Regions from separate parts of the Homo sapiens genome. Here region 2 is linked to region 1. Evidence: chromatin loops called from intact Hi-C (ENCODE). Cell type or tissue: mucosa of descending colon. All regions are shown on one strand. Each heading gives the region's core, and the rest is flanking DNA. Links, peaks and the distances in the headings are about the cores only.

Evidence for each region. Peaks named below come from ENCODE experiments on the same cell type or tissue, not always from the same donor. Only the 100,000 strongest peaks of a DNase experiment are listed, where the experiment ranks them.
Region 2: it touches region 1 in a loop (4-fold over the local background); 3 of 110 quality-filtered maps call a loop at or near these places.

Annotation. Positions count from the first base shown.
Region 1 is chr17:65,411,322-65,415,713 of GRCh38, reverse strand. No RefSeq gene overlaps it. Among named protein-coding and RNA genes, the nearest start is that of LINC02563, 44 kb to the left of the region's middle. In mucosa of descending colon, for the core only: no CTCF peak of the experiment used is centred there; a DNase peak (open chromatin) is centred at 2,133.
Region 2 is chr17:65,368,507-65,372,898 of GRCh38, reverse strand. No RefSeq gene overlaps it. Among named protein-coding and RNA genes, the nearest start is that of LINC02563, 87 kb to the left of the region's middle. In mucosa of descending colon, for the core only: no CTCF peak of the experiment used is centred there; DNase peaks (open chromatin) are centred at 968 and 1,998.

The sequences.
Region 1 (4,392 bases), core at 293-4,292:
GTGCAGTGGCTCACACCTGTAATCCCAGCACTTTGGGAGGCTGAGGCGGGCGGATCACGAGGTCAGGAGATTGAGACCATCCTGGCTAACATGGTGAAACCCCGTCTCTACTAAAAATACAAAAAATAAGCCGGGCGTGGTGGCGGGCGCCTGTAGTCCCAGCTACTCCAGAGGCTGAGGCAGGAGAATGGCGTGAACCCGGGAGGTGGAGCTTGCAGTGAGCCGAGATCACACCACTGCGCTCCAGCCTGGGCGACAGAGCAAGACTCTGTCTCAAAAAAATAAATAAATAAAATAAAATAAAATAAAAAATAAAGATGCCCACCTCAATTCATACTCTGATGAATAAAATATAAAGTGGTTATTAATATCTAGATTGTTATTTGCCAGTTTGGAGACAGTGCTGTGGAAAATGCTTGCACAGAAACCCCATAGTAATGCCTAGGGTGGGTGTGGTCCATATAGTGGGGTTGGGATGGGAGAAGCCCCCACCTTCCTCCAGTTCATAGTGGTGTGGAAGCCACGCTCTTGGTGATCGCTCTGCCTGTGGCTCCCCTGGCTCCAGGGCCTGCCAGGGCAGAGAAGAGTGACTCAACAAACAGAGCAAGAAGGCTCAGAGAAGCCAGCCTTCCTGTCCCCTTTACCCGGTGATTGTCCAGAGAGGGGCTTGCCCATGCTCACCCAGCTTGTCTGTGGTGCCTCATGGTTTGCTCTTCCCTGGACTGGCATCCTCCAGAGAGCATGTCTAGGAACCCCCAGTTAGGGCCAAACTCAGATTTTCTAGGGTCTGTAGCTTACAGACCCTCTCTTCTGTAAGGGTTTTGGGGTCTCTCTTTAAGGGAAAGAATACAAATTTTTCACACCAACATGGCACATGTATACATATGTAACAAACCTGCACATTGTGCACATGTACCCTAAAACTTAAAGTATAATAATAATAAAATAAAAAAATAAAAAGAAAGAACACAAATTTTTACTGAAGTATCAGAAATGCTTACAGAGAAGTGTGTCTTCATCGCCACCTGGCTTCTCCTCCCCACTAGAACATTCTAGAACTCCTAGCACCTGCCAGCACTCAGAGGGGCCCATGTGAGTGAGGGGTCCTGAAACTTAGACATCATCAGTATTGGTAAGGCCCTCCCTCCTCACAAGAGGAAAAGGGGAAGGTTCTGTGTGTTCCACAGACCTTGTTCTTTCAAGCATGCCAGCCCCACTAGGAAAACATTTGCCACACAGCTCAGCTGCAGCCAGAGATGATTCAGAATGGGAGGCCGGCATCCTGGAGTCTCTCTCACAGGTTGCCTTGGTTACCTGGAGTCTTTGATCTCATTTTTGAGAGCAGGCATCTTTACCATGAAGCTTTCAGTTGATGCACAAAGGATGCCCCTGTAAGCTCAGTGACAAGAGCATTAGGGGGAGAGGATGATGCAGGGACAACTGCACAGAACACTAGACTGTCATCAGATCCTAAGCCTGCCTCAAGTTACAGACTAAAATGATGTCACTCTGAAGACCAGCAGTAATCTAAGTGCTTTTCATCAGATCGTCTGTGGCTGTCATAGCTAAATAACAGCATGTGACTCCGCGAGGACAGGGAGTTTCCTCAGGCTTTTTTTTTTTTTTTTTTTTTTGTGAGACCGAGTCTCGCTCTGTCGCCCAGGCTGGAGTGCAGTGGCGCGATCTCGGCTCACTGCAAGCTCCACCTCCTGGGTTCACGCCATTCTCCTGCCTCTAGCTGGGCTACAGGTGCCCGCCGCCACACCCGGCTAATTTTTTGTATTTTTAGTAGAGATGGGGTTTCACTGTGTTAGCCAGGATGGTCTCGATCTCTTGACCTGGTGATCCGCCCGCCTCGGCCTCCCAAAGTGCTGGGATTACAGGCATGAGCCACAATCCCCAATGCCCAGAGCTGTGCTCAGCACATTTCAGGTAGCCACAAAATATTTGTTGAATAAATGAATGCATTTGTTGCACACATACTATGTGATGGGAGCTGTGTTTAAAAACTTCAATGCTGGCACTGTCGCTCTGAAGTAGAGGCTGTTATTGTCCTTGTCCAGAAGGGACCAGGAAGGCACAGTAACTGTAAGAACTTGTCAGGGACACAGAGCTCAGGAGTGGCAGCAGCAGTCCTGGAGCCTTGCCCTCTGTGCTCGCAACTACAGGCACACCTCACTTTATTGCATTTTGCAATAAAGTGTTATTTACAAATTGAAGGTTTGTGGCAACCCTGTGTAGAGCAAAATATATCAGCACCACTTTTCTTTTCTTTTTTCTTCTTTCTTTCTCTGTCTTTGTCTTTCTTTCTTTCTTCTTTCTTTCTCTCTTCTTTCTTTCTCTCTCTCTCTCTTTCTTTCTTTTTCTTTTTTTGATGGAGTCTTGCTCTGTCATCCAGGCTGGAGTGCAGTGGCACTATCTCAGCTCACTGCAACCTCTGCCTCTGGGGTTCAAGTGATTCTCCTCCCTCAGCCTCCCAAGTAGCTGGGACTACAGGTGTGCATGACCATGCCTGGATAATTTTTTGTATTTTTAGTAGACACAGGGTTTCGCCATGTTGGCCAGGCTGGTCTTGAACTCCTGACCTCAGGTGATCTGCCCGCCTTGGCCTCCCAAAGTGCTGGGATTACAGGTGTGAGCCACCACGCCCAGCCAGCACCACTTTTCTAACAGCATATGCTCACTTCATGTCCCTGTGTCACATTTTGCTAATTCTTGCAATTTTTAAACTTTTTCATTATTTATCTGTTATGATCTGTAATCAGTGATTGGTAATCTTTGATGTTTCTATCGTAATTGTTTTGGGGTGCCATGAACTGGACCCATATAAGACGGCAAACTTAATAAATGTGTGTGTTCTGACCTCCACTGACCAGCTGTTCTTCCACCTCTCTCCCTCTCCTTGGACCTCCCTGTTCCCTGAGAAACAGCTATAATGAAATTAGGCCAGTTAATAACCCTACAATGACCCCTAAGTGTCCATATGAAAGGAATAGTCACACATCTCTTACTTTAAATCAAAAGCTAGAAATAATTAAACTTAATGAAGAAGACATGTTGAAAGCTGACATAGGTTGAAAGCTAGGCCTGTTGTGCCAACCAGTTAGCCAAGTTGCGAATGCAAATGAAAAGTTCTTGAGGGAAACTAAAAGTGCTACTCCAGTGAACACACAAATGACAAGAAAGTGAGACAGCCTTATTGCTGATATAGAGAAAGTTTAAGTGGTCTGGATAAAAGATCAAACCAGCCACAAAATTCTCTTCAGCTGAAGCCTAATCCAGAGGAAGGCCCTAACTCTCTTCAATTCTATGAAGGCTGAGAGAGGGGAGGAAGCTACAGAAGGAAAGTTGGAACCTAGGAGAGGTTGGTTCATAAGGTTTAAAGAAAGATGCCATCTCTTTAACATAAAAATATAAGGCGAAGCAGCAAGTGCTGTGGAGACACTGCAGCAAGCTATCCAGAAGCTCTAGCTCAGATCATTGATGTACTTGGCTACACCAAACAAATAGATTTTCAATGTAGATGAAATAGCCTTTTATTGGAAGAAGATGCCATCTAGGACTTTCGTAGCTAGAGAGAAGTCAATGCCTGGCTTCAAAACTGCTAGGAACAGGCTGACTCTCCTGTTAGGGGCTAAAGCAGCTGGTGAGTTTAAGTTCAAGCCAACGTTAGTTTACCGTTCTGAACACCCTGGACCCTATAAGAATGATGCTGAATCGACTCTGCCTGTGCTCTATAAATGGAACAACAAAGCCTGGATAACAGCACATCTCTTTACAGCATGGGTCATTGAATATTTCAAGCCCATTATTGAGACCTACTCCTCAGGAAAAAAAAAAAAAGATTCCTTTCAAAATATTACTGCTCATTGACAATGCACCTGGTCACCCAAGTGCTCTGATGGACATATGTAAAGGTATTAATGTTTTCATGTCTGCTAACACAACATCCATTCTGCAGCCCATGGATCAAGGAGTCATTCTGACTTTCAAGTCTTATAATTTAAGAAATACATTTCATAAGGCTGTAGCTGCCATAGATAGTGATTCCTCTGATGGATTTGGGCAAAGTAAATTGGAAAGGCTTCACCATTGTAGATGTCATTAGGAACATTCATGATTCATGAGAGGAGGTCAAAACATCAGCATGAACAGAAGTTTGGAAGAAGTTGATTCCAACCCCCATGGATGACTTTGAGAGATTCAGGATGTCAGTGGAGAAAGTTACAGCAGAGGTAGGAAAAATAGCAAGAGAATTAGAAGCGGAGCCTGGAGATGTGACTGAATTGCTGCAATCTCATGATAAAACTTCTTTTCCTTTTAGTTGATATGGAATAATTGTACATATTTATGGGATACAGAGTGATATTTTGATACATGTATACAATATGT
Region 2 (4,392 bases), core at 193-4,192, 43 kb after region 1:
CGCCTGTAATCCCAGCACTTTGGGAGGCCGAGGAGGGCAGATCACGAGGTCAGGAGATCGAGACCATCTTGGCTAACATAGTGAAACCCCGCCTCAACTAAAAATACAAAAAAATTGGCCGGGCATGGTGGTGGGCGCCTTTGGTCCCAGCTACTCGGGAGGCTGAGGCAGGAGAATGGCGTGAACCTGGGAGGTGGGGCTTGCAGTGAGCAGAGATCGCGCCACTGCACTCCAGCCTGGGCGACAGAGCGAGAATCCGTCTCAAAAAAAAAAAAAAAAAAAAAAAAAAGAAAGAAACCAGAAAGGGAAGGAGCCACAGGCAAAACTCAAGGACACTATTTTTTGCCTTAGGTTTGTTTTAAATAGGGGTCTATCCTTTCAAGTCCCTTCTAACCCTGAAGCTCTAGCCATGTTGCCGAGACAACCTGCTTGGAAGACTGAACAGGTAGGATACAGCTTACCATTCTGCTAAAGTACAGCGTGCAGCAAGTCCATCTGACATGCTTGAGGACGTGTACAGTTATGGAGCCACACGGCAGTCAGACCCAGGGAACAGCATTCTGCTTCATCACCTGTAATTTGTGGTGGTGTTAAAGAACCGATACAGTTTTTTTGTTTGTTTGTTTTTATTTTCTTTTCTCATTTTATTAGTTCTTCTGGACTGAACCAATAATCAGCATAAATGGTGAGGGATTTTGCCAAAGTCTCATGTCCCTGATGACTGCAATTTTTGTCCTTTTTCCTATCTCTCTCACCTCACGCTTTCTTCCCCTTCTGTTCCCTGGACCCCAGGAGTCCCCCAGGCTTTCTCCCTGCTTCCTGCCCCCTTCAGAGAGTACCAGCACCAACAAGCACCATGCAGAAGGACTTGTGGGCCAGGAGGCCAAGGACTGCCTGGCAAACCTGCTGACCTTGCCAGGGAGGAAGGGGAGGAGAGGGTTCAGAGTGAAAGGGCTTTGGATCCTGGCATCAGGGAGCTGGGAGGTCTGGCATGAGGCCGAGTTGGGGACTGGCCCAACCACTTCATCTGAACTTGGCCACCAACTCATTACATAACCTTGGAAGCCACTTCTCTCTCTGGGGCTTAGTTTCACCATGAGCATGGGAGACAAGGATACACTCTGAAGTCTTTCCCAGCCCTAGCAGTCTATGATGTGAATAGAGACATGGACTAGGACCGAAATCTAGTGACATGTGCCCAAAATGGTAATAGAATTGAAAAAGCCTTAGGTTAGGCGTCAAAGGTGTTGAGTTCTCTCTCAGTCAGCAACGCGTAATGACCTTAGACAAATCGTGCCTTAGTCTCTTTATCCATAAAACACTTATCTATTTATATCTCAGGTTGGTGAATAAAATACAGGTGAAATAGCAGGTGGGAATTGTAAAGAAAAGATTAGGAAGTTACTCAGCGGAGATCAGGGCCCTGGTGGGGGAGTTTGGAGGCCTACTTTGGAGACCTACTGAGGTACCGTAAATGCCTGAAGGGTCTGGGGAAACCACACCTCATGGGAGAGAGGACTAGATGTCTTGGCATTTACAGGCAATTGTGTGGCTCAGGCAAGGCAGAGGAAAATGGAACCATTTCCTAACTCCTAGGGCTGTGGTCTTGGTGGACAGAGGATTCGACTTGAGCAGGGGGCAAGTGAGGGGCAGGGTGTGACATGTTGCACTGGACATTGTCTTTAGCCCAGTTCAGGAAGGGGGTGGTAAGAAATGAAATAGCACAGTTACTCTAGAGCTGTGACACTAGGAGTATTCTAAGAAATAAAAGGAGAAGTCTAGGCCACTCATCAGTCTGTTTTAGGAGAGGTGTAACACTTAAGATAGGATGTGGGTAACACCACAAGCCCGAGAGCACACATGGCCACCAGGGCCGCCTGTCTACCAGGGAGGATACCTGACCCCGCCAGGCACGGGGCCGGGGAAGGGAGGCACTGAGACCCTGGGGTTCCCGTGACTCTGCTGGTGCAGGCTCGGCTCTACAGATGGTCATTGTTCTCAACACCCCTTTGTTGTCCTTTCCCAGGCGCCAGGCGGGTGGGAACTGAAGAGTCATGGCTTACCCAGAGATAAGGTCTTTTTATGAGCTTCCTGATTTCGCTGAGGGAGGAACTTGGCCAACTGGCACGGATGATGGACAGTCCCCTCTACCTGGTTCCTTCTGGGAGAGTGGAGCTCTTTCCAGTGCAGACGGGAGGGCACCGACCCGCTCTGGGGAGACTCGTGCTGAGGTGCTCAGGTGCAGAGGTCCAACCCAGCAGGACATCAGCAAGAGAGAGGAGAAAGCTTTTGTTTATCCTGCTGCGGTTCACCGCAACAAACGCTCAGAACAAGTCCAGCCATCACTTCTGGATGTGGGCACACTAGCAGATCATTTCCCAAGATTCTTCTGGAAATGTCTCCTTTCTCCTCCAGGGAAAAAGGCAGTGAAGGAGATTAAAAGAAAATCCAAGAAACACCCATATATTTTATCTAAATTCGAAAACGCAGGAAAGACTTGAAGGTGAACCCTTGAAACATCATTAGTCAGGTCCAAGAGACTTTAAATGAGGTAGTTTGAAATGTTCATTCTGGTGAATTCATAAAGAAACAGGGACAGAGGCAGAGGAAAAGACACAGAGGGAGGGAGAGTTAAGAGAAAGAGATTTTAATTAAGGTAAACTTTTAGTATGGAAATACATGTGCTTGGTAAAATAGTCAATTAAAAAAGTATGTAGTGGCCGGGCACAGTGGCTTATGCCTATAATTCCAGCATTTTGGGAGGCTGAGGCAGGTGGATCACTTGAGGTCAAGAGTTTGAGATCAGCTTGGCCAACATGGGGAAACCCCATCTCTACTAAAAATACAAAAATTAGTCAGGCGCGGTGGCCTGCCCCTGTAATCCCAGCTACTTGGGAGGCTGAGGCACGAGAATCGCTTGAACCGGGGAAGCGGAGGTTGCATTGAGCCAAGATCTCGCCACTGCACTCCAGCCTGGGCGATAGAGTGAGACTCAGTCTCAAAAAAAAATAAAAAATAAAAAAAATAAAAAAAACAGTATATAGTGAAAAGTTGATCTTTAAATCCCTACTCTTCAATTCCTTGGCTTGTTTTCCCAGAAACAATTACTGTTACCAGTATGTTGGGTATTCTTATTTTCTTATTCTTACTTGGTAATTTTTAAAAATGTTTCTTGAAGATCTGTGTGAGATGAAAGTTGTTGGATATCTGAATATTATCCTAATGCAGAGAGCCTTCAAGGGATGCCACTCGGATTAACTCAAACCTGCACAAGTAGCCCTGAACCTAAAATAAAAGTTAAAATATTTTTAAAAGAGTATAAATTTTAAAAATAACAATTTCATTGTACATTTAAAAATAACCAAAAGAGTATAATGGGATTGTTTGTAACACAAAGAAAGGATAAATGGCCAGGCGTGGTGGCTCAAGCCTGTAATCCCAGCATTTTGGGAGGCGGACGTGGGCAGAACACTTGAGAGTTCAAGACGAACCTGGCCAACATAGTGAAACCCCATCTCTACTAAACAATACAAAAATTAGCCAGGCGTGGTGGCAGATGCCTGTAATCCCAGCTACTCGGGAGGCTGAGACAGGAGAATTGCTTGAACCTGGGAGGCAGAGGTTGCAGTGAGCCAAGATCATGCCACTGCACTCCAGCCTGGGTGGCAGAGCGAGACTCCATCCCAAAAAAAAAAAAAAAAAAGAAAAGAAAGAAAAGATAAATGCTTGAGGTGACAGATACCCTATTTACCCTGATGTGATTATTACGTGTTGCATTCCTGTGTCAAAATAACTCATGTACTGTGTAAATATATATACTTACTATGTAACCACAAAAATTAAAAATGAAAAATAAATAAATAAATAAATAACAAAAACAAAAGTACAAAAAATTAGCTGGGTGTGGTGGTGTGTGCCTGTAGCCCCAGCTACCTGGGAGGCAAAAAAAAAAAAAAAAGAAAAATGAAAAAAAGATATGTACATTTTTTAAAAACAGAATAAAAAGAGAACAAAACTTCTTTCCTGACGGTGGGAATAGTGGCAGGCAACGACGTTCAAGGTTCGGAGAATCCAACCGTAAACAAACACACAAACAGATCATAAAATGTGAGGTACTGATAAGTGTTAAGTAGTAGGCAGAGGATTAAAATAGACTGATATGCTGGTAAGTAATTGGGTGGTCACTCCCAGTCTCTCTATAAGCAGATGGCTTTTAAGGTGAATAATATGAATAACTGGTACATCTCTTCCTTCTTTGTTAGCTTTATAATCTCTAACAGTACTTAATGTTGAGAGTCGCTCCGATGCCATGTGTATGTCATCTCTCACTTATACAGACTCACACTGACATTCACACATTAACAGTCAAAGGGGCAGCCTCAGACCATCCAC